2 separate regions of the Homo sapiens genome follow, and region 1 is linked to region 2. Evidence: chromatin loops called from intact Hi-C (ENCODE). Cell type or tissue: ascending aorta. All regions are shown on one strand. Each heading gives the region's core, and the rest is flanking DNA. Links, peaks and the distances in the headings are about the cores only. Region 1 holds the start of NDUFV2 (NADH:ubiquinone oxidoreductase core subunit V2). Region 2 overlaps TWSG1 (twisted gastrulation BMP signaling modulator 1).

Region 1 (15,549 bases), core at 3,575-6,074, 250 kb after region 2:
CCTCCAAATAAAGTTCCATCAGTAATTTACCTAAAAATGTTAATTCAGGTTAAAATGTAAGTAATTTTTACCATACTATGAGAGAATTAACAAATGTAATTTGGCTAAATTTTATATTATAGAAAAGCTGCATGAAGAGCCCAGGTATTACAGGCACTGTGCATTACAGATTAAGATAACAGCATTAATGATTCCAGCCATCTTGACCATATATTAAAGAAAACATTCTTTAGATATCTAAAATCCCACATGGATATAAGCAACAACCAATTGTTCTAAGGACAAGAATAATTTATAGAAATGAAATGCCCATCCAGTGGACCCGGGGTTCAGTCTCACCTCATGCACTTCAGTGTCTTTGTATATGTAGCTAGCTATACCTACAGCATTATCTCAACTTACACCTTCCACTCATCCATCATGACCAAGGTTAACCTCCTCCTCTTACCCCTTTAAAGCCCCTAAACCTCCATCTCCTACCCCTTTAAAGCCCCTAAACCTCCATCTCTTTTCCCTAAGCAAAGTGAAATCATTTCCCTAGTCTGCTTACACTGGTACACCTTTTATTATTAGAGTGCCTATTAAATTTAAATCTTCACCATACATAGTGATTTCCCTTAGCAACTTCAATTGTTTGAGCAACTTCAGAAAGGTAGATTAAAAACAAAACAAAACAGGACTTGCGAATAAACCCAGCCCTTACTACTGTGTGATCTTGGGCATTTATTTGTCCAGCAATCTTCATATATCTCACACATAAAATGGGGTAACACCTAGCAAAATATCCGACAGATAAAGCCACCTTCCCCCTAACCAAAATGTGTGTAAACTGTCTTTGATGTTTTGTAATGAAAGACATTTCCTACAACTGATTTATAACATGCTTCCTGAACTGATTCAAAAACTAGTGACAAGGTTCCTCATTGGAAAATCAGACTGACTGTCACTCAATAGGTTATACAGCATGGGCAACAGACCTGTAATTTATTACTCAATGTTCTGAGCACTAAGGTACTAAACAGTGCCCAAAGAGAAAGGAAAGTCAACTTTTTATTACTTTGAAATGGAAACTGAGTTCAAGTCTCTAATAAAAAGATCCGAGTCTGCAGTTTGCAATAGTGGCCTACTGAACCTCACTGCATAAACTAAAGTTTGTTCATTCTCTCTCTCCTTAAACTGCTAATTTATGGCTATGGCAGGCAGAATAATGGTCTCTCAAAGATAACCACATCCTAATCCTGGAAACCTGTGAGTATTAGTTTACACAACAAAAGAGAATTAAGGCTGCTAATCAGCCGACCTTAAAATAGGGAGATTATCCTGGATTATCTAGGTGGGCCCAATGTCATCAATCACAGGGTTCTTACCAAGAGGCAAGGAAGGATATGTGATGAATGCCAGGAGGGTCGAAGTGATGTGATATAAGAACTAGACTTGCCTTTGCTGGCTTTGGAGATGAAAGAAGGGGCCAAGAGCAGCCTCTAGAAGCTGGAAAAGCCAAGAAAAGACATTCACCTCTAGAGCCTCCAAAAAGGAATGAAGCTCGGGCTACACTTTAATTTTAGCCCACTGAGACCTGTGTCACTTTTAACCTACAGAACTGTAAGGTTAAAAATATAATGTTTTATGCCACAAAGTTTTGTGGAAATTTGTTACAGCAGGAATAAAAAACTAAATGTTTTGGGGTGTTTTTCCTACATTAACTTCTTTAGAGTCCTTTGAGTCACAATGGAGATACACTGGGACATTACAAAATCAAGTTTAAGAATCTCTAATGGAATGGGGAAAACATTTCATTGTACAAAACTTAAAATTTGGAAGGAAAAGTACCACCACACAAGATGGCATACTTCTAGTATGGCTAAGTAGACACTGTCAGGGCAAACCACTGAATAATAACTATAAACTCTGGACAAAATATTTTATAAAAACAAAAGCTTTCTGAAGGCACTGGGGAACAACCAAACAGGCAGACACAGAAGGGGAGTCTACATTCATAAAAAACCAATGAGGTTTTTGTTTTTTCTTCACATCTTTTAGCCTGAAGGCAGGCCTCAGTGAGAGTTTGGAACAACAGACATGGTAAAGTGGGAAATCCTAGAAAAGGAAGAGCCAGAAAGGGGGAGGGAGCCCTATACATTCTGTATATAAATTCTACGGAAATCTCTGGCTGAACCCTGAACCATGCATGTACATGCTGCAGACTCCAAGGAGCCTAGCTAAAAGAACGGAACCAATATTTGATCTGCTGCCCACAAGGGATATGGATAGCAACAACAAAACACACTATTTGGAGGAATAAAACAGGATCTAGAGCCTCTACAACGTATCATTCACAAAATTCAGCATACAATCCAAAATTGTTCAACATATGGGAAACAAACAAAAAAGGAAAACACATTTTCAAGAAAAAAATCAACTAAGATTACCAGACACAAACTTCAGGACAGCTATAATCATGCCTAAAGACATAAAGGAAAATATCCTCGATGAATGAAAAAATACACAATACAGATGGGTCGCTGACTTACAATTGCCTGTCTTGCAAATTCCCAACTTTACAACTGTATGAAAATGATAAGTATTCAGCATGCTCCTCGATTAAGTCCAGATAACCCCACTGTAAACTGAAATTTACATACTTTCAATTTACAATGGGTTTAATCAGGATGTCATCTCATTGTAAGTAAAGGAGCATCTGTAATTGAAAATGCCACCACAACCCTCTCACCTTCGAAACTACAATAGCAGCTTGGGAATGAGGCAGTGATAAGTTCTAAAGTGGCATCAACATTACAGAAAAACCATGGGCAATTACTGAAGAAGGGAATAAACTTATTCTGATTATCTATTACTCCATAATTTATAACTTTTAGTCAATTACTACAATCACCTATGAGGTATTATCTCAGTTTACAGAAAAGAAAAATGAGGCTCAAAGAGATTAAGATGGCTCAAGATCACACAAACTAATACTTAATTCTAGCCATATTTTAAGCAATGATGAGCTGAAAAGCCTCGTCAAGAGAATGGCAGCTAGCAAAGCAGAAATTAGATTAGGCAATTTCTTTGAAAGCGTAAATAATCTTTAAAGGTTTCTCATTTAGGAAAGGAACTTAGGTAGACTTTTCTTGTACTTTTCTTGATACTTGCTAGGTTTAATGTGAAATCTCACTACTTGTGAAAGGTTAGAAGGGCCTGGTTGTATAAGTAATAGAACATCCTCACAATGGAATGCTATGTAGCATTAAAATGACAGTATAGAAATGTCTACTGATAAGGAAAGCTGTTCAGAATACATTACAAAAGAGCAGGCTACCAAACAGTATAAATACCTTTCCATTTTTGTAGAAACAAATTGTCTGTAAGGTCTGTTATGTGTAGACATCAAAATGTTAACAATGGTAATTTCCAGGTTGACAAGACAATGGATGATTTTTATTTTTTGAGCTTACTCTACTTGCTAGTCTCAGTATTGTTTTTTCTACACACGTATGACGTGTGTAATAAAAATTAAACTTATTCATCAACTCAAATATTTATTGTGTACATAGTGCATATCAGGTACTATTTGTTTAAAAAAGGGGGGAGGGTGGAAGGGGGAGGGAGAAGGGGAGACGGATGGAGAGAGAGAAGGAAGGAAGGAGGGAGGGAGAGAAAGAGAGTTCCAGAAACATTAAACCTGGATTACAATGGTCCTCCACTACCTCAAGTTGTTCTTTTTCATTAAAACTGCTTTTCAATTTATACTTCTAGCCCCTTTGCCTCAAAAACAAAAGAAACAAAATCTACAAGCACTCTAATTTCTTTTCTTTCTACCATGTCTGATCCTCATCATCTTTCACCTAGCATTCTGCAAGAGCCTCTTATCTACTTAGTCTCCCTGTTTCTGGGTCCAAATCAAACCCATTCCACCCTCAGTCCTATCCAGTGACCTATCCAAAACAGAAACCACATCTTATTCCTCTACTTTAAAACCTTTCACTGACTCCTGACGGCCTCTAAAATCAAATTCTTTAGTATGGCACGCCAGGAGCTCCAATATCTGGCCCCTGTCTCTCCCTTATTTCATTTGGGAACACACCTTACCTCCAACAGCAGAGGGTGGCTTCTCATACATACCGATCTTTTTCTTGCCAACAAGACTTTAAGTTGTCCTTTCCACCTAGAATACCCTCGGACCCCATGCCCAATCTGTTAGTATTACCTTCAGGAAAAATCTTATGCACCTTGAAACCACATTGGATGACCCTATTCATCTCTCTAACACTGTACTTTTACATTGTCTCAACCTTAAAGTTCCTCTTACATGAGACTATCAATTCCAAAAGAACGGGAACTGTCTAAATCTTTTCCTTATCTGTAATATGAGGAAAAAGTAATACCAGCCTCAAAAATGAGATGTGGAATGTAGATATTTAACTCGGTGCTTGGCATACAGAAAACAGTTATCAAATGACTATCATTATTATCCACACTGTTAACTAGAGCTCAGCAGTGCATGACGTACAGTAAGACTTCAAATGTTTATTGAAAGACTGAACTCTGCAAAAAGGAATATTCCCATTTTACAACTGAAGAAACTGAGGAAGATTAACAGCACAAAGTCATAGAGCCACAAAAGGCAGTTAAGCTAACATCCAAACTCGAGTCTAACTCTAAAGCCCTGAATTCATTCTCAATGAATATACACTAGCTCCCTCTTGCTGAGAACTGACTTAACCTATTTCACTCTTAGAAAACAAACAAAACTAAGGCTTCTTTCCAGTATTACTTGTGTAACAGGCCCTGTTGTTATAATCGACATTTCTGGAAATCTGCATTTTTAGATTAACGTGAAGGAGTGTTTCAACTTCTCTGCAATTCAATTTCCTTGCCTACCATGAGATGTACTTGGATCTCAAAAAGATCATTTAATCTCTAAAATCCTGTGGTTCTTTAATTGGGTGCTGTTATTTGCGGCGCCGTTCTTTCAGAGTTAGTTTGATACCGTTTATTTAGCCAGCATTTCCGATATGCAAAGCACAACTGCAGTAAATCAAACATTGGCCACCCTTTTCCAGCCCTAATGAAGTTCTCCCTAAGCCTTCACGAAGCAAGCCAGAGCTCTCCAGTATGCTGCAACCTAAAAGCATCGAGGTCACTAGGCTTGAAACGAGAGGTGCCTCCTTCGGAGCGACGGTCTTCGAAACTGATCTGGCCAGAGCAGGCCTAGATTCTGCGCTACAGCAAAACAGCAAAAACAAACAAACATATATATATATATCACCAAGCAGCCCCTCTTTTCTGTCCTCCTCGACCAAACTAGGAGTACACTTCCCAGTATGGCAACCCTCCCTCGGGGCTTCTCACGGTGGGGCTGCAGCGGCCTCCCTAAGAGGGCTAAGGCCGCAGTGTCCTTGCCGCCGCCTGCAGGCCCGTGCAGAGCCCAGGGCTCTCCTGCGCCCAAAACTAAGGGAGACACGGAGAGCAAGAGAAGGGCGGCGGCAGCGCCGGGCTCAGCTTGAGCCTCCTTACCCAGTGGGCGGTGAGGCCAGCCGCCCGGGCCCGGAGCGCCGCGGAGAAGAACATGGCGGGCCACACTGTTCACCTTCCCCAGCCGCGCCAGGCGAGAATCCCGAGCGCGCCCAGGGCGCACAGCGTGCGCGCTCCCGACCCCAGGCCTAGGCGACCCGGACGGCACGCCGCTCCCTTCGCCGAGGGGCGGGGGCTGACGGGAGGGAGCGAGGGCGCGCGGGGGCTGCTGGGGCCCTGTGGGCGGAGACTTCCCGGGGGAGGGGCGGGGACCAGTCCGTGCTCGGAAAGGGAGGTGTCCTACGGGCCGCTGCAGGGGTCCCGGCCTTGAAAAGAAGCGTCCCGGAGCTGCACCTTGGGCTCCTGGGTAACGAAGCGCCCGCCTGGATTTATAGGGGTGAGCTTCCCTCATGGAGAGCCTTGTGAGGATTAGCCACCTCCTCTTATATTGCTGTTAGTTAAAAATAAAGTCGGGTTGCAACCCACTATAAATCTTATTCTACATGTTACGAATTCAAGACACAGAGGGCTGCTATCCAGTGTGCTAGCCATAGACACCAAATGTCTTGGTTCCCAATCTTTTGCATTAGAGATATGTGCGACATATTTAGGGGTTAAATGGTATGATGTCTGGAATTTGCTTGAGAATAGTGGGGAGCGGGAGGTGAAAAATAAAGCAAGTTGGCCGTTAAGTAAGGCCATAGAAGCTGCATGGTCGTTCTTATTTACTATTCTCGGTACTTTTGTACATATTAGATATTTTCCATAATAAAGCTGAAAAAAAAACCCACTTCCTTCTTCATGTTTGTTTGGTTATCTCTGGAAATTCCAACAAGTATTTATTCAGTAACAGCTCTAATGTGCACAGCACTATTTCCTGGTGTGGACTTCCTCTTGATTTTTTACGTCACTGCCTTCTTTTCTGGAGTGTCACGTCCTGTACCCACCCCCTTCCTTTTGCCCATTTTCTTTGCTATAATAAACTTGTGAATAATTTCTAGAACATTCACAGCAGCACAGGGATTTTAAAAATTTATCCCTCATTAGTTTAAAAACTCAGAAATATTCCATTGCAACCCCTATGAATCATATTTCGCAAATCACAGAATTCAAGACACAGAGGACTGCTGCCCAGTGAGCTAGAAATAGATACCAAATGCCTTGGTTCCCACTCCTTTGCCTTATATTTTATGTTAGTTTGCCTCTCCTAAATTAGCTTCAGTATTTCCCTTTAAAAGGAAAAGACAGTCTGGCCCTTAATGTAAATGTATTTTGTTATAAAGTTACCTAAATACTTATACACCTGGCCGGGCGCGTGGCTCACGCCTGTAATCCCAGCACTTTGGGAGGCTGAGGTGGGCAGATCACGAGGTCAGGAGATCGAGACCATCCTGGCTAATACGGTGAAACCCCGTCTCTACTGAAAATACAAGACATTAGCCGGGCATGGTGGCAGGCGCCTGTAGTCCCAGCTACTCGGGAGGCTGAGGCAGGGGAATGGCGTGAACCCGGGAGGCGGAGCTTGCAGTGAGCCGAGATCGCGCCACTGCACTCCAGCCTGGGCGACGGAGCGAGACTCCGTCTCAAAAATAAAAAATAAAAAATAAAAATACTTATACACCTAACACTATTGTGCACATACTTACTGTTCTTATACAACTAAAGCCAAAACATGTCACAAATACTTGATGGATGAGATAGACATTATATGGATTCTTTTTGAATCTGTAATGCATGCTTTTACTGGATTTTATTAGGGCATTCTCTGACTCCCAATCCAGATTAGTCCTCAAGATACCGTCCCAAAATATGCCTGCCCGCACTTTCACTACTACATTTACGACCAGATTATAACCTCCATGGATGGAGAAACCTGCCCTTCCTATATTGTTTGGTTCAGCAACTTGCACTATACTTGGCAAGTAGAAGGCATTCAATAAATATTTGTTGTCTGAATGAAAATCTTGCCCATAGTGCAAATATTCTGCCTACCTAAAAGGGTTAGAATTATGCTCATTTCTATTTGTCTTAGGTCAGAATTATGCTTGTTTCTATGTGTATCGGTGAGAGTGCTTTTCGCTACAAGTAACAGGAGTTCTAACAAGTAGATTAAAGGATACTGGGTTCATTTTCTCACATGAAAAACAATTCCAGAGGTAGAGTAGCTCCAAGGTTAGTTAATTCAACCTTGCTCAAGGATGTCTTCAAAATGTTTAGTGGCTTCCATCTTTTTACTCCAACATACTCAGCCGTGACTCCTATTATAGACACAAGATATCTGCAGCAGTTCCAAGTATCATGTACAAATGACAACATTCCAAAGAAGAAAAAGAACTCTTACCTCTAAAGTGTCCCAGATGTTCCTCCAGCAGCCTTCTTGTCTCATTGGCTTACAAGACATAGTGGTTAAGAGGGAATACTCTAGAATCAGACTACGGGGGTTCAGCTGCTGCTTTCTAGCTGCGTGACTTTAGGCAAGTTAGTCTCTCTGGGCTTTGGTTTAATAATGGTACCTTCCTCATGGCTTTATTAGGAGAATGTGAAAGGAAAATAAATCTCGGGACCCCCAAATCACTAAGCCAAGGGAAAAGACAAGCTGGGAACTATGTCAGGTAAACCTACCTCCCATTTTTTTCCTAAATAAGATAGCTACAAAGATAAAAAGCTACATACCTCCCTCACAATTTGCCCACAAGAAAATTCCTTACGGACAAAGTACAGACAGATCTCGATGTCATCCCTCTGAGGCTTGCGTGAGACAAGAGCATATCTGATTGCTTTCTCTGCCCTATTGTTCATGTAAAAATGCAAATGCACTGAGCCAGACTAAATTTTGTATTCAGTGGAGGGCTGATCAAGGACTCAAAAGAATGCAACCTTCTGTCTCTTATCTACTTAGGATTTGGAAGCTCTCCCTCAAGTTGTCTCGCCTTACCGAAGTGAACAGATGTACATCTTACACATATTGATTGATGTCTCATGTCTCCCTAAAATGTATAAAAGCAAGATGTACCCCAACCACCTTGGGCACAGGTCGGCAGGACCTCCTGAGGCTATGTCAGGGTGCGTCCTTAAGCTTGGCAAAATAAACTTTCTAAATTGATTGAGAACTATCTCTTTTGGTTTACAAGAATGAAATTGAAGTGGCATCACCGTCTGGAGTAAATATCCAGGGTTCAGCATCTCCTGCCAAGAGGATTAAGGAAAGGGACACATGTGGGTGGGTTAAGGAGCGGAAAGTTTAATAGCCAGAAGAAAGGGGAGAGGAGAGCAGCTCCTTGTAAGACGTCTGAAAAAAGGGACATGGGCGGACCACAGCAGATTTTATAAGCAGGTTTGAGGAGGCAGTGTCTGATTTATGTAGGGCTCACAGATTGGTTTGACCAGGTGTAACGTTTATGTAGCAAGGGGAAGGCTGGTCTCCCAACCCTAATCTTATTATACAAATGGGCTTTCCACTTGGGCAGTGCCATCTAGTCTGCTCCTTACTGTACACGTTGCTGGCAAAAAGAGAAGATGGGGCCGCCACTTTGAACATGCCTCATCCCAGGTAGTATATTCCTATGGGCACAACTGCCAGAATTCACCTGTGCAAGCTCCTAGTTTGCTTGTCTGTCTGCAGCTCGATTTTACAGGCTGCTCTTTGTTAGAAAAGAAAATGATTGGCGGCTGCTTTTTATTAAAAGGGAAACCTTACTGAGGACTCCCATACCCTCACTATCTGCCTAAGCAATTTCTTCTTAACTCCTGTATCGAAATGAGTTGATACCTTTTAAAGTTCTTTAAAAAGTACCTAGCACAGAGTAAATGCTTAGTAAGTGTTAGCCTTCATCATCATCATCACCATCATCAGAATAGAACATTACAATATTAAGATAATTAAGCCACTAATCAGAAAGGAGAATGGAAGGGCTAGTTTGGGGCCCATTAGCTCCTGAACAAAATAGCTCTGCCAGCAAGGAAGGGGCTGAAGAAGTAAATCTAGGTAGGCAACTAACGGGATCATCCACAGTAGACCACCGTCTTTTTGAGTTCATGACCTATAGAGAAAGTGTATATCCCACTGGTGCCTGACACTAATCAAGGACTTACCAGGTGCCCCCAATTTCTATTACCTAGGAACAGAACCAAAAAGTGCAAAGAGTAATGTTTAAAACATTAAGGATGTGTGCTAAGGGAGTGTCTAACCTGTTAACACCTTCTTGAAGATGTTACAGAAAGTAAGATGCTTTTAGTTCAATTCAACTTTATTTCAATTCAACTGCCAGTAAGTGTGGCACCACACTGTTCACCAAGTCAAAAGACTTGTTAATGTCCAGCATGACTTTGGCTTATCCTTAGCCCAAATATTTATTAAGTGAGAATGTCAGAATGGATATCTTTTACACCCAGTAACGTAAGTTAATTTCTGGAGCCACTCCACTTATAAAGTAGCCTCATGTGCAATCAACTATTCTCAGAGTCCTTAGGATAGAATTGTGGGGGCTGTTTGGAAAATTCCTCTTCTTCCTCCCACTATCAAAGTCATTATTTCTGGACACAGACCAGCATGGACATCGATGATTTCAAGTTACTGACCTAACCCTACAAGCTTGATTGAAATTGGCTTGATTATGTAATGAACCCATAGTGAACATCATGGCTGCCTGGTTTGATATATTCCACTATTCTAAGTTGGCACTAGTACCATAAGCCCAGGGAAATTGGCCCTAACTATAGTGGTCAAGCCATTAAATAAAGAATGTGTGGGTGTTGGGGGTGGGGAGTGAGGGACTGGAGGCTGGGGGAGCTAGAATAAAGTCTACAGGGATGACCAAATGTGGGAACTTTGACTCTCTCATTCTTGATTTCTTAGCCATTTAAACCATCACACATAGGCACTATCAAGGACGTGGTGTAATGAAAATCATGAGCTTTGTAATTGGATTTGAATTCTGACCTCGTCACTTACTCGCCTTTGTGAAGCTTTGGTTCTCAGTTTCTGAAAGTATAATTAGAACATTAAATCATTCAGTTTATGGAAAATGATGAACATGGTGCCTGGTACACAGTAAGAGTTCAGAAAAGCTTTGGGTTTTTGTTTTTGTTTTTTGTTTTTTTTTCAGTATCTAACAACTTGTCTGCTCCATCTATGGAACACTTTAGTCAGGCTTTCTAAATTGTGATTAACTCCTAAGTCACATCCTACTTATTAAAGCAGCCACAGGTAGATCGTGCACTCTGGCTCTCAGCATGCCCTCACATAACAATACTGACGTGCCTGCCTTGCTGGGTTTTCTAATGAAAAATGTGAGCTGCAGGCCCAGTCCTGCTTTGCAGGGAAAGGGAGCCAGTTGGTATAAAGTCAAAACTCAATGGAAGGGAAAAATGGGATAAGGTTACTGCTGGGTGAGAGACAGAGAGAGAGAGAAGTATTTCCAGCAGGAAATTGGAGCATGTAAAGAAGAATGATCCGGTCACATTGGTAAACTGAAGTGTTAGACCCATTTCACATTGAGGTGAGGGGGGACGTGAGGTTAGCGAGTGAGTTCTGCATGATTCTTTCAGATTCTTCTCAAGTTATTCTTGCATATTCGAGACCAAAAGGGAAAATGAAAATCAAAACAGCCAGTAACTTAATTACATAGACTTCAAGAACAGATTGTTTTAAAAAAATAATATAAGCAGAACGTCACCTAAGCCATTATCAGATTCACATCGCTCGTTACTTCCCCAACATGGGACTGATCCTAGCAGCTTCTGCAGCTGAAGTGAAATTTTCTATCAGAATTTGATCCATGCTTCCCTAGCAAGTAGTCAAAGTAATTAAACAACAATGAATGTAATTCTTGCCTGATAGATTTGCAAATTGCTGATCACTGTTGTTGGTAATGTGTGGAGCTACATGCTCTCATTGGTGATGGTAGGAGTGTGATAAGATCAGCCTCTGGAGAGGGTAATTTGGCAATATGTGTTCGGTTTCTTAATATGAATTTATCCTAAGGAAGTAACTGAAAAAGTATACAAAAATGTTTATCATGGTGTTATTTGTAATACTGAAAACCTGGAAGCTATATAAATGACATCGGTAGAGAATTTATTAAATAACAGTACAGCCATACAATGGGATATTGCTCTGCAGATTTAAAAATAATAATGAAAATATTTATTGTAAAGAAAAGATGCCCATAATGTGTGGCAACTTAATAAAAAAAAGATTACAAAACATCACATATAACATTACTACATTTTCTGTATATGCATAGGAAAAAATATGGAAAGGTAAAATGTTAATGAGAGTTCTCTCTGAGTGATGGCATTAAAGGTAATTTTCATTTTTTTCTTTATGCTTTTTGTATTGCCTGATTTTATTTCAATTAACACATGCTACTTTATGGTAAGAAAAAACAAAGCTATGTTCATTTTGAGAAATAGTCTAATAAAGGAAAAATAAAAGTGAAAAATTGAATAATTCTCTTTTATATTCATTTCTTTTTAGTGGATATAAACCTCTTTAGAGTATACTTCTTTTGATTGCTATTAATTTTTATTCGGGTTTGAATTTAGGGTATTGAGGAGTGTGGGCTGAGAAGAGGGAAATGGGCCAGTTCTTAGACTCTTCGGGCAGTTTTCATTCTAGACAGAAGAAATAGCTCTGGACTCCCTCCCTCAGGCTGCTTCTTAAAATCCCTGTAAATATTTGAATTCATGTCTTCCTTGACCAGTTACAAAAATATTCATGTAAAGTTTCTTTAAATAGTCAATTTTCTTGCACGTTAAAATATTCCTTGACTAAGAAAAATCATATTGCATCTCAGTGGTTCATTTGCTGTGTATGCTTGTGTGGTGAGATGTAAATAGTCTAAGCTGTATAATGAAAGAGTGGTCGGAGCAGGATGAAACTGGTCAGAAAAGACTTTCATTTATTCATTTACTATGCAAATATATGTTCAGCTCCTCTTATATGCCAGGCACTAGGGCACTGGAGATACAAAGGCAAAAGACATAGCCCTTCCTGGGAAGACCTTACATGCTGGCAGGGAAAAGATTATAATACGAGTGTATGTGCAACATGAATTGGGAACTTAGAGAGGAAGGAATCCCAAAGTCTTACTGGGGATGTCAGATGTCACAGGGCGTGTAACACTTGAAGGTTACACAGGAATTTGCCATAAATAGGGTTTCTTGGAGGTATGTTTTCACCTGAAAGAAATGAAAGATAAGCATTGCTATAGAGCAGTTAGAAGGTCAAGGTGGCACATAACAAACCTAAACAGATTCTGATAATAAAGGTTAGAGGAGTCGTTGTTCCCCTTCTTCCTCTGGGGCCCACTTCCTGCCAGGTCATTTCAGTGCATAGTAACAGAGGCACATGATGTTGGTGCGGAGGCTTTCATCGTCCTTCGTGGATGCTTTTGGCAGGGCCTTGCATACTATGTGTGTGAATTGTTGCGTGCTAATGGCAAGATGACATACGACAGAACTTTCAAGCCAGATAATAAGGGGCTTTGCTATGAGAGCAGTGGAATGACAGGAACTATTGTGTGGATTCTGAGATAGCCTGACTTGGTGGGTCCTGGTATCAACATTTTAGAGAAGGAAAGACTAGAAAACATCTTGTCCAATCTCCTCATTTTATAGGTTAAAAAATAAAAAGTTACTGAGAATGCCAAGATCTTAGCAACCACCTTCTTCATGAATAAATTATTGAGTGTGATAGTTTTGTGTAGTGGTGCTCTATAAACCTTAATGGGAAGATTCATTTTGCTCATCTGGCTGGCAGAGAAGTCCTGCTTAGTTACCTAGCTCTAGCTCATGTGTTTCTTATGTTTATATAGTCAAAGGTCAAAAGCTGACTAAGAACAGACGAGTTCTTTCCTTTTGCATCATTTTTCAACTTTTCAAAGGGCTTAAAATAAACTATCATTTTCCACTATTTACTTAAGGGATTTGTTTTGCAGTATCCGTAGTTCTTGGTAACCTCCCCCCGCACCCCACCACTACCACCCCATTGTACTTATGAAGTGCACAATCTGATTCTTACTCATCTATCAACATCTAAGGAATGCTAGTGTTAATATGTATGGTTTAAGTCACCCAAAACGGAATAAGAATGTTGAATTGGCCAGTAATGTTTGTGACTTTCCACAAATATCTTACATGTATAGAATCAGGAAATCACTCCTCCTAAGACAGAGATGATAGACAAATTTATCAAAGGAAAGAGAGTCTGCCCTTACTTTCTCAGGGACCATACCTACAGCAGGGTGTGAAAGGCTGGCTTCTAAGATAACCATAGCAGGCCAATTTGACTTTGTGTAAGCATGTGACGCAGGGGAATGGAAAGTGGTAGGGCTAGCATCATTTAATAAACATGTACAGTGGTTACAGAAATTCCAAGTTTAGCTAAAGGCCTCCAGCAACAAGTGTCATGGTGTATCTAAATAAGAAGAGTCATGAAACGCAATATGAAATTATCTATTAAAAATATTGGCCAGGCATGGTGGCTCGTGCCTGTAATCCCAGTATTTTGGGAAGCTGAAGTGGGAGGATCACTTGAGGCCAGGAATTTACCATCAGCCTAGGCAACATTGTGAGACTCCGTCTCTACAAAAAATTTAAAAATTATCCAGGCATGATGGCATATGCCTGTAGTCCCAGCTACTTGGGAGGCTGAGGTGGGAGGATTGCTTGATCCCAGGAGTTTGAGGCTGCAGTGAGCTATGATCATGCCACTGCTCTCCATCTTGGGCAACAGAAATGAAAGCCTGTGTCAAAAAAAAAAAAAAATCAGTTTACTCCAACTGAGGCTTAATCGGGTTATGCAAGTAGGCTATCTTTGTGAATATTGATTTTGCTTAAAAATAAGAGAACCACTCAGAAAATCTTTGTCATTTTTATGGAATTTCCCAGGAAAACAGTACATATATGTACTGAAAGAAAGCTGGAAACGAAAGAGAGAAGGAGAAAGAAAGAGAGGTGGGAAGGAGGAGAAAGAAGAAGAAGGAGAGAAAGAGAGAGGAAAAGAAGGAAGAAGAGAAAGAATGAATGAGGGTAAGTATTTTAGTTTGAAACCAAGGAGTAATTTCTCTTAATAAATGAACTTCCTTTTCTTTTTTTTTAAACAATTTTGCATGTTTAAAAATATTTATTTTTTTCCTTCACTTTTTTTTTTGTCAATTATACTTTTTTTTTAATACTTTAAGCTCTAGGGTACATGTGCACAACGTGCAGGTTTGTTACATATGTATACATGTGCCATGTTGGTGTGCTGCACCCATTAACTCGTCATTTACATTAGGTATTTCTCCTAATGCTATCCCTCCCCCCTCCCCCCATCTCACAACAGGCCCCGGTGTGTGATGTTCCCCACCCTGTGTCCAAGTGTTCTCATTGTTCAATTTCCACCTATGAGTGAGAACATGAGGTGTTTGGTTTTCTGTCCTTGCGATAGTTTGCCCAGAATGATGGTTTCCAGCTTCATCCACGTCCTTACAAAGGACATGAACTCATCCATTTTTATGGCTGCATAGTATTCCATGGTGTATATGTGCCACATTTTCTTAATCCAGTCTATCATTGTTGGACATTTGGGTTGGTTCCAAGTCTTTGCTAATGTGAATAGTGCTGCAATAAACATACAAGTGCATGTGTCTTTATAGCAGCATGATTTATAATCCTTTGGGTATATACCCAGTAATGGGATGGCTGGGTCAAATGGTATTTCTAGTTCTAGATCCTTGAGGAATCGCCACACTGTCTTCCACAATGGTTGAACTAGTGAACTTCCTGTTCTAACCAGCATTTCATCTGAGGTAAATGCTAAAACAATGGACACATTCTTAAACCCACTGCAGTCCCAGACTTGTAGGAGCTTACAAAATTTTATAGCTGTCCTTGTGTAGTGAGGACAATTTTACACAAATTTTCAGAGGAATTTCCTCTTCTGCTGAACTTTGACTCTGAATCTCTGTGGACACTACTCCCCAGAGCATATGCAGTTCCTAAATGCCTGCTGGTTGACCTCACTAGATAAACCTAGATTCACATTCTATT
Region 2 (15,549 bases), core at 8,298-10,797:
TAATTTGCATAGTTTTTCTTAAAACAGAAAACAGAAAATTTGAACTCCTAGCACCTATTTATTCCTTAATATTAGAAAAGTAACATGTTAGAGCGAAGCAAGACAGAAATCCATTCTATGCAGGAACCAACGGATCTATCTAGATCTGACCTGAGATACAAGAGAGAGTCATAACGAAAAACCTGGATGTTCCAAAAGGAAGATGCCAAGACCCGTCAAGGTTAGTACTGGACTGTAGCCCTGAGTTCAAAGTCAGAGTTCAAGGAATTTGCCTAACAAAGAGCAGGATTAAGGAAGAAACATTTGATCCACTAGGTGGTAGAGCCTGTCCCAGGGTTGTGTTCCCAGCACAGAGCTGTCTGATCCTGTTTTCCTGGGTTTTGCAGGCACTGTGCCTGTTGCCTGACACCACCCACCTTTTCCGGCTCTTTCCCTGTGCCCCTTTCTTCCATTCACCACAGCGACATCTAGGATCTATGAGTTGGTATGGCAAAATGAGCCAAGCTGTGGTTGCTAAGCAGGTTTTCAGCAGGCTTCACAGCCTGGTCTTGGAGCTTATGATGCTTCCAATTTATTAAGTATAGCAAATGATCTTGGTACTATAAAGAATCTGCTATTTCTATATCAACATTATACAAACAGTGCACCACTGAATTATAGTGTTCCACGACATGCTAAACAGGTGGCTCAAGATGAAAAAGTTCATGCTTGCCATGTTTTATTTATTGGCACAAGTTATTAATTTTTTCTTTTATTTTTTTGAAACAGGGTCTTGATCTGTCACCCAGGCTGGAGTGCAGGGGTGCAATTATAGCTCACTACAGCCGCAAGCTCCTGGGCTCAAGTGATCCTCCTGTCTCAGCCCTCCAAGTAGCTAGGACTACAGGCATGCATCATTATGCCCAGTCAATTTTTTGTTTTTTTATTTTGTAGAGACAGAGTCTCCCTGTGTCGCCCAGGCTGATCTTGAACTCCTGTGCTCATGCGATCCTCCCACTTAGGCCTCCCAAAGTGCTGGGATTACAGGTGTGAGCCTCTGGGCCTGGCCTAGTTTTTTTCTTTTCCTTTCTTTTTCTTTTTCTTTTTTTTTGAGTTAAAGTCTCACTCTGCCGCCTAGGCTGGACTGCAGTGACTCAGACATGGCTCAGTACAGCCTGAACCTCCTGGGCTCAAGCGATTCTCCTGCCACAGCCCCCGCTCCCACCCAAGTAGCTGGGACTACAGGCACATGCCACCCATGCACAGCTAAATTTTTTATTTTTTGTAGAGACGGGGTTTTGCCATGTTGCCCAGGTTGGTCTCAAACTTAAGTGATCCGCCTGCCTTGGCCTCCCAGAGTGCTGGGATTATAGGCACGAGCAACTGCGCTCAGGCAATTTTTTCTTCTAATTTAACATTTCCCATAGAATTCAACATTTATTTATTTATTTAAAAAAATTTTTTTAGAGACAGGGTCTTACTCTGTTGCCCAGGCTGGAGTGCTGTAGTGCAATCAGAGCTCACTGCAGCCTTGACCTCCTGAGTTTAGTAATCCTCCTGCCTTAACCTCCCAAGTAGCTGGGACCATATGTGCATGCCATCACACCCAACTAATTAATTTTTATTTTTGGTAAAGATGGGGTCTCCTTATGTTGCCTAGGCTGGTCTTGAACTCCTGGGCTCAAGTGATCCTCCTTCTGTGGCCTCCCAACGTGCTGGAATTACAGGAATGAGCCATCATGCTTAGGCAGAATCCAACTTTTAATGCACATTAAACATGAATCAAAAGTTACAATGTCTTAATGCCATTAAAGAGTCTATTATTAAATCATTCATCATTTCATGTTGTTCTAAATGTATTTTAAGCTACTATGTAGTAGTGTAGGATTCCATTTACATTATACAGAAAAATTCCAGCTAATAACTGCAGAAGTAATGATAAAAATAGAAAATCATTGTTCTACAACTTTTCTTCTTCTTCTTTTTTTTTTTCTGAGACAGAGTCTCCCTCTGTCACCCAGACTGGAGTGCAGTGGCACTATCTCGGCTCACTGCAACTTCTGCCTTCTGGGTTCAAGTGACTCTCCTGCCTCAGCCTCCCTTGTCGCTGGGATTACAGGTGCCTACCACCACACCTGGCTAATTTTTGTATTTTTAGTAGTGACGGGATTTCGTCATGTTGGCTAGGCTGGTCTTGAATTCCTGACTTAAGGTGATTCGCCCCCTCTTGGCCTCCCAAAGTGCTGGGATTATACGCGTGAGCCACCACACCTGGCTGTTTTACAGCTTCTAATGAAGTAGCTGACTCAGGCAATGGTCATCAAGAAGGGGTGAAATCACCAGGTGAAAGGCTGATGGGGACCTTTATCACAAAGGGATCAGACTTTCACCGTCGGAACTCATGGGATCAATTTTAGCATTACTAAAAGCAGGACGTCTGGATATTGTTTGCCTTTGTGTACACTGTACCACTGTTCCCTCCTCCCAAAAACTGAGCCTCAATCTAATCAAGCCTTCATATCTAACTTCCAGCCTATAGGAAATAGAAAAGACCAACTAACAAGTTAAATAACCAAAAGAAGCAATCAACCAAATCCAGAATGTGGTTTATTTTGAAGAAACCAATCATGACTGACTAGTTTATTCAAAAAGCCAATGGAATATTAAAGGATGGGAGAGAGGGGGAGAAGAAACTGTTTTAGAATAAAAGAAACTTAAGAAATCTAACAACCAAATACAGTGAGTAATCTTTGTTGGATCTTGATTTGAGTAAAACAACTGTAAAAAACATTTAGTCAATCAGTGAAATCTAAGTATGATCTGAGTGGTATTAGACGATATTAAAGAAGTACTGTTAAATGGCCGGGTGCGGTGGCTCACATGTGTAATCCCAGCACTTTGGGAGGCTGAGGAGGGCAGATCACTTGAGGACAGGAGTTCGAGACCAGCCTGGCCAACATGGTGAAACCCCATCTGTACAAAAAAATACAAAAAAGTATCTAGATATGGTGGCGTGTGTCTGTAGTCCCAGCTACCTGGGAGGCTGAGGCAGGAGAATCACTTGAACTCAGGAGGTGGAGGTTGCAGTGAGCCAAGACTGCACCAGTGCACTCCAGCCTGGGCGAGAGAGCAAAACTCTGCCTCAAAAATAAAAATAAAAATAAAATAAAGATGTGCTGTTAATTACATTAGGCATAGTAATGACATTGTGTTATGTAAAAATACTCTTTTTTTGAGATGTATAACTAAAGGACTTCACGGATAATAGTGAAATGATTTACTTTGTAATACCTAAGCAAAACAAAAAGGTTGTGGGGGAAGATAGAGACATATACCAACAAACAGATGAATGGATGAAACAAGTCTGGCAATGTATTAATGACTATTGGAACAGGTAGTACGTATCACTGTACTCTCTATTTTTGTGCACATTTGGAAAAGTAAAAACAGTAAAAAAAAAGAAAAAAGAGCTTGTGGGTGGAGATCTAGGATCCAAAACCCACAGGATTTCAGGAATATGTTGGACAGCAAAGATTAAAATCAACTATGGTGGTTACTCTTACCTTAAGAAAAAATCAGAAAAGAGAAGCTCTTATACAAGGGAGCCACAGGGGAAAGTTTCCTAGAGAAAGTATGTGCTGAAGTCCACAGAATGAGAGAGGAAAGGAAGGCTGCACTCTAATTTGTGTTCTCTCAGAGGTCTGTGCCCCACCCATGAAAAGTATGGGGACTATTTCAACTTAGGAAGGAGGAGCAGCGGCAGGTTTGCAAAGGATGTTAAGAGAGCCTAATTTGGAAGAGAGCTGCCTACAAGGAGGAGGATTGCTGTATAAATAGAACTGGAATATCTCAGTTTTATCCTAGAAAGTAGAAAGATTAACTTAACTTAAAATGAAAGATGAAGTTACATTATGAACTTACTCAAAGTTTAAAACTGGACATCCAACCCTTAAAGGTAAATAAGCTTTTTTTAAAAAAATGAGAACTAGCCTGGAAGCATACCAGTTGCTTCTAAAATTGTAGAGATATAAGCATGTATAATTATTCTTTCTCAGTGGAAAAAAATGCAGAACTCTCTTCCTAAAAGAAGACGCTGAACAGCACTGTCATCATGGTGTGATGGTTAAGACACACACATATATAACACACATACACTCACATTCATACACTCGCACAAACACTCTCACACACATACATACACATTATTTTAGGCAATGCTATTAATAAAAGTTCATTTGTGTATTTTGGCATCCATGTTTAAATTAAATTCTTATGTGTGAGGCTGGGCACATTGGCTCACGCCTGTAATCCCAGCACTTTGGGAGGCTGAGGCGGGTGGATCACTTGAGCCCAGGAGTTCGAGACCAGCCTGGGCAACATGGCGAAACCCTGTCTCCATCAAAACTATAAAAATCAGCTGGGTGTTGTGGCTCATGCCTGCAGTCCCACCTACTTGGGAGGCTGAGGCAGGAGGACTGCTTGAGCCCAGGATGTTGAGCCTGCAGTGAGCCATGATCACACCACTCCACTCCAGCCTAGGCAACATAGCAAGACCCTGTCTCAAAAAAAAATCTTATGTGTGTATATCAGAGATTAAGATGACTATTTCCTCTTTTTTAGTTTCACTGTACATATTAAATTAATATACAGTTAATGACCTAAAATAATTCAAAGCTAGCTGTTAGAGATACCAAGATGAATATAAGAGGACAGAGGAAAAGATACTTCTGCCCCCATTCTCTCAGAATTCACTACAAAACACTAAAGAAAAACAAGAAATGGAAACACTAACTCTATCTGTGGAGAACCTAAGAGCTAAAGGTACCTGACTGAGCAGTCTTCACACAGGCCATGCACCCCACAGAACCCTGAGGAGACTCAGGAGCTGGAGGTGCCAGAGTGGCAGAGGCAAGCCTATTCTGTGGGGTAGTTATACCTTCAGGTCCCTGTCTCTTCTTCCACAACTGTAGGAGATGAGAGAGTTAGTCTTTAGAGAAATTAAACCAAAGAGGCCCTGGACTGGGAATGCCAAAAATGGCAAAGGGTAGAGATGAGTATGGGAAAAAAACAAGGAACGTAAATAAAAGTATGCTTACTGTTTACTGTGACCTCACCCCTCAGGTTCCCAGAACATTTGCAGCCTGGCATACTGCCCCATACCCCAGCCTCAACACCAGCAGGAAACCAGGAGATCTTTCTCTAGAAAAAATGTGCAACCCTAAAGGGAAAGATCTATAGACATGAAATAGAGGGCTCGTCAGTGAAAAAGGCAGTTCATCCTCCAACCACCTTTTCGTGAGGCAAACTACATTCCATGCCCTGTCCATGGATTAAGTACTCCCAGTCCGTTTTGGAGTACCTAAATTCTACAAAGGAATAGACAGCCAAGGGTCACCAGACACCTGAGAAAATGGAAATCATGCAAGGAGTAGAAGGAAAAAACTCAACAGCAACCACAAAACAGTACAATTAAGAATCCCATAAAGATAAGAAAAATATGTTACATATAAAACAAGAACAGTATGTTCCTTAAAAAAGGACAATCAGAGAAGGGCTCTTGGAAATTAAAAAAGGAAGTAAAAATTTAAAAAATTAATACAAGGGTGAAAAGATTAGGAAATCTCTCAAGAAGTACACCATACACCCAAAATACAGAAAGACAGATAATGGGATAACTCATTTAATTAATTAGTGCTTACATTATTATGCATCAAATGAGTATATATTATTAATTCATTAGAGTGATTATTAAGGTAAATACTGATTTCACTAGAAGGAGTGATAAAATCACACTGGGAAGATTAAGAGATAAGAGAACTAAATGCTTGTCTACCATAAGAGGAAGTCAACTGATAGTTTCTAAAATCAAAGAATCAAGAGAGTAGTATAGGGTTATTATTCAGAATTATGGAAGCAGTGCAACGCTGAAAAGTTGAAAGTGGTAGTCTCTGGGCATAGGATCAAAGGCTTGGAAAGAACTGAGATGGGATTGTTTTAGTACTATGTGACTTAAAAAGTATATGCATATAGCCTATTTCGATAAAGGATAATGTAAAAAAGATCAATATGATGATATTCCTGTTCTTAAGGAGGTGATACTCTGTCGAAAAAACATGCAAAACAACAATTATAGGAGCATGCAATAAATGATCTCTCAGAAGCATAGAGGATCCTTTATCTCAGTCAAATAAGGAAGGTTTCCAAGGAAAGGGGATACTTGAACTGGGGTTTTAAAAGTTAAAAATGAGTTAACTGGTCAGAGAAGGGCTGACAGGTGTTTCTTCCTACACACGTAAGTTTTCTTTCTAACACACAAATGATAGCATTCTATAAACATAATTTTGAACCTGACTTTTTTTACTTAACACATCTTGGAGAATGTTTCTTCTTATAAAACCTACTTCTTATTAAAAACAAAAAAAAAATGCTGCTGCTTATAAAAAATTCAACAGTACAAAAACTTTCAAAATAAAAAGTTAAACATTCTGCCTTGGCCCCCCACTCCTACTTCCCAAGGATAAGCACTTTTAAATACATGTATAGGTAAATACTACTGAATACAATTGAATGTAAAAATACAATGTTCTGTATGTTTACTATATTTCACACACATACTTGTTTATGCACATAAACTACATTTATATTCCTTAAAGTCTCTTAAAGCCAAGGATTCTGTGATAAGAAATATTAAGAAGTCTCCCTTGGTATCAACTTACCAACACAGTCACAGCACTCGTCCCAAAGGGCCCCAAGACACAGCATGCACTCCTTACAGCAGGAGCAATTGCCTTCTCCCGGCCGGCACTGGCAGAGCTCCTAGAAACAAGACAGATGTTAAACTTCAAATTCCAAATAATCATATATAAAACTGCTACTTTTTAAGCAAAAAACCCTGCCATATTTGCATTTACAGTAATGTATTCTTCACATAATTTTTTATTCAACATTATTAACTATTCATCAGAACATAAATATCTACAATGTCACGTAGATTTTTTTTGGATATATTCAGTGAACATACTTTGAATGCTTTTACCTTATTTTGAAATAAGGAAAATATTTTATTTTATAATCCATAACTTGACTACCCACACCACCTCAACGAATAATTCAGTACAAGAACAAAACCTGCTTCTCAGCTATTATATTCGTTGTCCAAATTTAAACAAATAGCCAACTTGTAGGGTTCCTCAATATGTAAAATGTGAGTAAAAGAACTTTGGAAATTCTATTTTTATTGTTCCATGATACAGAAAAAAGTGTGCTTGGTATGGTAGATTATTTACAAAGAAGGTGGCAATTATTCCCCTCTCTAGGTCTCCCCTCTTTGCAATGTAGCTTTGCAGCTCCTCTGATCAAAGGACAGGGTCAATTTCTAGACCTCTTGAATTTAGGTGATCCTGAGATTCACTTTGGTCAAGAGAGTTTGGTGGATATGAGATTATGTCACTTCTGAGTTTAGACCTCAAGAAGCCTTGAGTGCATCTACTCTTTCTCTTAGAACTTTGCCCAGCTGCCATGTGAAGCCAGGATATGGCCATGTGGACAAGTCAGTCCACCTGGGGCCATCCTAGATCAGCCAGCTTCCAACCAACCAGCAGCTGCCAACAGACACAGGAATAAGGCCAGAAAACCACCCAGCTGATCCAGGCTCAAACTGTCAACCCACAGAAACAAGAGTTAAATAAATGGCTATTGTTTTAACCCACTAAACTTTAGGGTGGTTTGTTATTCCACAAGAGCTAAGATAGCTTGCTCTGTACATGAAGTTCTAAAGCAATTCCTTTAGCACTTGCCCCTGCCCTCCCCTTGCCACCAGACTGCCAGTCCTGAACAAACCCAACTGAAATGGAAATTCCATAGCCACCACTGATTACTTGCTTTCCCTGGTTTAAGATACCATATATATTTATACGAAAAACATTAATATTTTATTATTTTGGTGGAAATAACTTATGACAAAACTGATTTTACTCTCAGGCTTAGAAGGAACTTCACAGGTCAACAAAACCATCCTTCCATGTAACACCTGAATCGCTTCTATAGTGTTCCATCAACATATGGCCATTGCAGCCCACAGCTGACAAGGAACTTAACAATCCAAAGTAGCCGGTCCTAATCTTATAAAGTTTTAAGTGTTTTCTTTTGTGGAACTGAAGCCTGATTCCCAGAAGCCTGCTCCTTAAGACCCCCCTCCTCCAAATATAATTTCTCTTCAACAAAGCCGTTCTAATTTTTCATGGCACCTGCACTGGACAGTTTGGAATGTCTGCCCTGATTGGCTGCTACCTGCCTTTGATTCCCACCCTGTCTGTCTGCAGCTCTGTTTTGAACTATATGACCTTTCTTCTCTCTGGCTACAAATAATTGGAACACAGGTGAAAAACAGACTGTAGCTGGTCAATCAGATTGTCTTCCAAGATTCTGGAAGTAAGACACAGATAATTGTCAATCTCTGTTAGGAATTTGAACTAGGGGATCATACAGAGCTGGTACTGGGGAGGCCGTTTCAAAATAAGAGGTAAAAAATTATCCTGTGGCCCCCCCATTCCTACTTTCCAAAGATAAGCACCATGACATTCATGGTCACAAGGAGAAGAGAAGGGAGGGAAGACGCCATTCTGATTCCTAATAATGCTCTAGTTCTTGGCTCTAGTCCTTTGCAACCAGCTGCACTTCCTGTTCTTAGAGATACTATTATCAGTTGGAGATATTCTTCATTGATATATTCATATCAATTGGAGTAGGCTTTATTTATTTCCAACCAAAAACGCCCTGTTTAAAACAAAATGATTTCTATTTTTATTCCCCCATGTCCTCATTTTAGATCAAATACTCCCATGGTTTCTTCACTTGTTCCCCATGACATGATGTTAACCCTGCCATTAGCTTTGTCATTAGGTGAAAGTGTGGTAATCTTAAATCATCATCATCCCCATCCCCCCCCTTCCCTGCTCCTCCTCCTTATGGCATAATGTAACTAGCCAAGAAGGAGAGAATCCCACTTACCTCCTTGATTGTGAACACTAGTTTTTAAAATTAAAGAAGCCTAAAATTTGTTTGTTTGGGGTAGCAATATGCTGTCAGCAACTGTGCTACTTTCAAATCATTCCAACAAATCATTTCAGTAAGATTTTAAAAATCTGAGACCTAATGGAATGCTATTGATATGTATGTTTTTAAAAATTAACTAGTGCAATGTAACTATTATTTCTCATTTCTGTACCTCAATACCGTGCTTTCAAAATGTAAACACAGACCACAATATTTATCCCTACTAAATTCATCTTATTATATTTCTACACTATTAGAGTCAGCCCATTATTCTAATACGACATTTTTTGCAGCACCGATTTTAATTCCTTGGGTTTTGTTATTGTTTTTTGTCTCCAAAAGTCCCCTTGCTAATTATACAGCACTTTCAAGAATCAACACTTGTGCTATTTTCTAACTAATTCATTAGTTTGATATAAGTGTATATGTGTGACCTAATATATGCACATTGTAATATTTTGGTACTGCAGAATTTTGTACACTCAGGCTGCATTCATGTGACATAGACATTAGGTAACTTTGCTGGGCCTATCAGAAACAGAGGGACTGAAAGGGCAGAGACTTAATGAGAAGTATAGCTGTTTCATCACAAAACTGGTGATGCGTGATTCAGACAGGCTCAAACTTAGTTGGAAATGTAGAAAAACAGAGTTGCCAAAGCTATACTTTGTCTTTGGAGTAAAAGAACATTTTCTGAGTACGCACTTTTTAGAAACACCATCAGATAAGAATACTAACAGTCTTTTTTTTTTTTTTTTTTTTAGATTTATAAAGGTTAGCACTTAGTCACAAGAAATAAAGCTTTTTAAAAAATTTTAATTTACTTTATATGTAGAAAATATCCTTTCACTATCTTAGTTGCTTATACAGGTTGAGTATTCCTTATCTGAAATGCTGGGTACCAAAAGTGTTTTGGATTTTTGAGTTTATTTGGATTTTGTAATATTTGCATTATACCAGTTGAGCATCCTGTATCCAAAAATCTAAACTCTTTCAATGAGCATTTCCTTTGATGTCATGTCAATGCTCAGAAAGTTTCCGATTTTGGAGCATTCTGGATTTCAGATTTTTGGATTTGAAATGTTCAACCTGTATTTATATTATTAACTAAACTAAGGAGAAACAAATTAGAAAAGTAACAAATCTATTCAAAGAATATAGTCTCTCCTTTTTCTGCAGCTTCCAAATGGTAGCTTGCTAAATGAATTACTGTATATTATGCCAAATAATTTTTTTAAATGAATGTCAATTTAATAGTTCCCATTAGAGAAATCTGAGTCTGTGAAGCATTCATTATGCCTTTTACTGTCAGGTATTTGTGAAGTGTTTTAAACTAGAATGAAAAGGTGGGTGAGAATGAGATTACTGCGAACAAACAGAAAGTTAAAACTAACGGCCTATTTAAAAGTCGCTTGAACTTGCCCAGGTTATCTAGCTCTGAAGATTAAATGTATTTCACACCCTCTTAATAGATGCCTGTCCTGCACTTTTACATACTGGTGTAAGAGAGTAATATGCTGTAGTCATATGCTTACTGCTTTATAATTTAGTGATAGAATACAACGTTAAAAGCTATGGTAAGGAGAAACAAGAGGGAAACGACAGAGATAAGCTTTCATTACTGTACAATTAAAGAGACAAAAATCCAGTTTAAGACTTTAATGGTAAAAACTACTATTAAAACTTGTTGGACACCAAACAACAATATCCTGGCTAATATTTTTCTTTCTTTCTACATTACTACAGAAAAGACTAAAAAACCATTGTCTTAATAAAGCAGAAATTTAATCACCATAAATTAAGAAATGTTCATAATTTGGGTAAATGAGCCTCCACATACATCAAATACTCTCTATTCTTCATAACTCACGTCAGCATTCTTTTTAGGAGATGGGCAAATAAGAAAAACAAGCTCTTCAAACCGACCTTTTGAAAACAGAGTTTGTGCCTGAAAACAGCATCTGTGCCTTTTCCATTTTCAAAAACACACCTCTTACTTTTCAGGAGAAATATAATAGGCAAATTTAATAGATGGCATTTAAAATCTTACTGCAAATCAGGAGAGCAAAAATATGTCTACTCTATGACTACTGTTTTTAAGTCAAGAAACAAACTGAAACAATGAATTTCCACATGCAAATAATTATAAATAGCAGTTTTATGAAGCTCATCAAGTAATTCATTCTTTTCTATTCATTCTACATGCCCTTAAAAATCACATTATTGAATAATGTTTGGTTGTGAACATATTTAGAAATGTATAATATTTTTAACAGCAAGCAAGCTGCGGTTAGGATGAATGTTTCTAAATATAATAACATTTGTAAAGTGCTTTGAACTCAAGTATTGAAAATAGAAAAGAAAAAACAACTCAGAACAACTCTCTGTGATGAAACAAGGATTACAGAAAAACATAAAAACTGCCCCATTTAAATCAAGCAGAATCTGTTCTTCAGAACACTTAAAAAGAAAACTTTAGGCCGGGTGTGGTGGCTCACGCCTGTAATCCCAGCACTTTGGGAGGCCAAGGCAGGCGGATCACAAGGTCAGGAGATCGAGACCATCCCGGCTAACATGGTGAAACCCCGTCTCTACCAAAAAATACAAAAAATTAGCTGGGCATGGTGGCGGGTGCCTGTAGTCCCAGCTACTCAGGAGGCTGAGGCAGGAGAATGGCGTTAACCTGGGAGGCGGAGTATGCAGTGAGCCGAGATGGGGCCACTGCACTCCAGCCTGGACAACAGAGCGAGACTCTGTCTCAAAAAAAAAAAGAAAACTTTACCCCTAGCTGTTTCACTTATAAGAACACATGTCTTCTATAACCAGAAAGGCTAAAGTCAAGATAAAAAGAAAGGTTTTACCAAAATTTTAAAAGTATTTCTTTAATTATATAAGACTTTGGAAAATATCTACTAGAGTAGAAAGAAAGAACCCTAAATTCCTCCCCCTTTGGTAAATTCCTATGCATGTCTAACAAAATAATGATTATATACTACCTTGATCTAAAAAAATAGCATTTCTCTATCATAAAAAATCTGTCAACATAATTTAATCAGCGCATAATAGTACATCAATGTGCCAAAATTCAGAAACAGTGATTAAATTCTTAATCCTTTCCACACCTTGTCCACTTTCTCATTTTTTATCACCTTCATAAACTTCATCAGTTTCTATTTTACTATTATTTCAAAGTCTCCACTCCTTAAACAGAAAATACGGTAGAGTTGAAATTTAGAATCTTCTCTTTGGACTGGGTTATTTATATATTTTACTAACCTCACTATGACTAAATTTGGGTTCTGCTCAGTTGAATGGAACATGTGATCAAAACTAAACACCAAGTTCCCTGAAGTCCAAAATAAAGACTGACTCAATGCTTCCAATTATTTACTGCTACCACCTCCCCCAAAGTCCTTAAATGGGTTCTATTTAACCCTTATAGGCACTGTGCTAAGTATTTTATATGCATTGTCTTGAATCTCATAAAGATTCATGTCGTTATTATCCTTATTTTTTAAGTGAAGTCATGAAATTTATACAACTTCATTCAATTAGTGGCTAGAATTTGACCCCAGTTATGGTTAGGTATTCCTGTTTTGTAAACATTAAAATGAGAAATATAAAAGTTATTTTTCATTAAATTAACATTTTAATAATTACAGTTATTACTCTCTTAGAAAGAATAAGCCTATAATTAAACTTAGATAATTCTTTAGATTGTTTAATCAAAGGCATTATTATATCTTTCACTCTCAGTACCTGAATACAACTAGAAATGCTATTGCCCAAGTTTAATCATTGTTTGTAAAGGTAAAATTGGACTCATTGGCTAAGAGTTGCAAAACCAGTGACTTGGAATGCAATACTTAATTTTTTTTGTTGTCGCTTCAGCTGGTTAATGACTATATCTTCTGCTTCCCTAGTCTGCAAGTCACAGAGAAAGTGTGGTTGTTCCTCATGTGGAGAAGAGAAGGCTGAGAATGAGTGGTTTCATGATTTCTGTGAGTTCACACAACTGCGGCTTTGAAACAAGGTCTTCTGACTCAAGGCTTTTTCTACCACCACTGCTCTTGCATGTTAGAGGCAAGGTAATATGGAATAAGACATCTTCTATGTGTAAATAACTATGCTAGATGTTCTTAAAGTTTGGTAGACACGTTGTTCAATAATTTTATGATGGAAAAAAATTAAAACTTTACACTAAATGGTAAACTGAAATTTATACATTTGAGCTACTCTCTATTGACCAGTATGAGTATTTAGAGAGAATTTGGCAAACTGTTTTCAAAGCTTATATGAAATGAAAGTCTGGCAGGATGAAAAGTTTGAGGGAAAAATCTAATCATTCAAAATGTATTTTACTACATTTATATTAAGGAAAACCTTCAATATGACAGAGAATTTCAAATTTTTAGATGCCAGAAGACAGATTCGATCATCTTTAGAGAAGAATCTTATTCCATATACAGTCACGCTTTATCGCTTAAGGATAGGGATACATTCTGAAAAATGCATCCTTAGGCAATTCTGTTGTTATATGAATATCAGTATATACTTATACAAACCTACATGGTAGAGCCTGCTATAACCCTAGGCTATATGGTATGGCCTATTGTTCCTAGGCTACAAACCTGTACAGCATGTTACTGTTCTGAATACTGTAAGCAATTATAACACAATGGTAAATATTTGCATGTCTACACATATCTAAACATAGAAAAGGTACAATAAAAATACAGTATTATAATCTTATGTGACCACCATCATATATGTTGTCTGCCATTGACCAAAATGTTGTTACACAGTGCCATGACTATACAACTGATGCTCTGGTCAGATATTAATTATTTATGCAAAATAAATTGAGGGGGAGTATATTTATCCAAGATTAAGATTAGACTTTAAGAGTTAACATTTATTGTATGAACTCCCAAATTTCTAGGCCAGAAATGGAAACTAACAACTTGAGGAAGAATCTTATTAATATTGACTCTCAGTTACTGATAAATATTTCCATTCTTGTTGCAAAGATCTGAGAGATTTGTTAACCCTGTTGCTATAATAAAACAAGGAAACGTCATTGAAAACAACATTATATTCTAGTAAAGATAGCAAATGACTTGGACTTACAAGATCTGGTTTTAAGCCCATAAGCTGTTTGCAACCCTGAGTCTCGGTTTCCCAGTCATAAAAAAGGAATGGTGTTCCTGGATTTTCCCTTACAAACTTGGGCATCCCAATGAGATAACGAATATCAAAATGCTCCGGTGACCCAGCAATCCCATTCCTAGGTATTTACTCAAGAAAAATTAAAACATAGGTCCATAAAAAGACCCATATGGGAAAGTATCAACATCATTCATAATTACTGAAAACTGGAAACCACGCAAGGTCCAACAATCAGTGAATGGATAAACAAATTGTAGTACATCCACACAAAGGAATCCTACTCATCAATAAAAAGGAAAGAACTACCCAACACACACAATAATATGGATGAATCTCAAAGCATTATACTGAATGAAAGAAGCTAGACAGAACAAAAGGCTATATACTGTATGATTCCTTTTATATAACATTCTGGAAAAGGCAAAACTATAGAGAAAAAAAATCAAATCAGTGGTTGCCAGGGGCTGAGGCTAGGGAAAAAGCTAGGTCCAGCTACAAAGGGGGCACAAGGGAATGCTTTAGGGTGATGAAAAATATTCTCTATCTTGATTGTAGTAGTAGTTACATGAGTACATGTTTGTCAAAAATCATAAAACTGTACATCTAAAAACAGTGAACAGGCTGGGAGCAGTGGCTCATGCCTGTAATCCCAGGATTCTGGGAGGCCAAGGTGGATGCATTGCTTGGGCTCAGGAGTTTGAGACCAGCCTGGCCAATACAGCGAAACCCCATCTCTACTAAAAAAATACAAAATTAGCTGGGGGTGGTGATGCGTGCCTGTAATCCCAGCTACTCAGGAGGCTGAGGCAGGAGAATCACTTGAACCCAGGAAGCAGAGGTTGCAGTGAGCTGAGATGGAGCCACTGTACTCCAGCCTGGGTGACAAAGCGAGACTCTGTCTCAAAAAACAAAAAAACAAAAAGACAAAAAAAAAAAAAAAAACCCAGCATGGTACACTGGGGTTTCTTCATAAATTTTAAAGAAATAAACCTAAACTGAAAAATATAAAGCATTAAGTTGGTATTAAAGCAATGCAGAAGACAGTTCTAACTCTGAAAATATATTGCTTTAATTTACTTTTAACCTAAAACTGAAATTTTCTAACCAAACATAATTTTTTTCAAAGAAACATAAAATAATGCTAGTGAAAATGTAAAACACAAAAGTTGTATATACCATAAAATTGTTAAAAATAATCTAAACAGAGAATAAAAACCAGAAGGAGCTATATCAAAATAGTAAGAGTAGTATGTGTTTGGATAATAGGACTAAGAACGTTTTACTCTTTTTTTCTACTTCTCTGTATTTTCTGAATTTGGGGGTAGAAAATATATTTTTATAATAGCA

What was found. A loop is a pair of places that touch in the nucleus more often than their neighbours do. Peaks named below come from ENCODE experiments on the same cell type or tissue, not always from the same donor. Only the 100,000 strongest peaks of a DNase experiment are listed, where the experiment ranks them.
Region 1: it touches region 2 in a loop (2.4-fold over the local background); 1 of 110 quality-filtered maps calls a loop at or near these places.

The regions. Positions count from the first base shown.
Region 1 is chr18:9,092,766-9,108,314 of GRCh38, reverse strand. It overlaps NDUFV2 (NADH:ubiquinone oxidoreductase core subunit V2), which reads right to left and starts at 5,616. Exons shown (of 8, transcript NM_021074.5): 1 at 5,518-5,616. The coding sequence starts at 5,571. RefSeq lists enhancers at 4,547-5,256, 12,103-12,272, 12,753-12,822, 12,873-12,962 and a silencer at 5,529-5,888. In ascending aorta, for the core only: a CTCF peak has its summit at 4,704; a DNase peak (open chromatin) is centred at 5,724; H3K4me3 peaks cover 2,500 bases; H3K27ac peaks cover 2,500 bases.
Region 2 is chr18:9,351,218-9,366,766 of GRCh38, reverse strand. TWSG1 (twisted gastrulation BMP signaling modulator 1) reads right to left here. Exons shown (of 5, transcript NM_020648.6): 3 at 6,696-6,795. Among named protein-coding and RNA genes, the nearest start is that of TWSG1, 24 kb to the right of the region's middle. In ascending aorta, for the core only: no CTCF peak of the experiment used is centred there; no DNase peak of the experiment used is centred there; H3K27ac peaks cover 731 bases.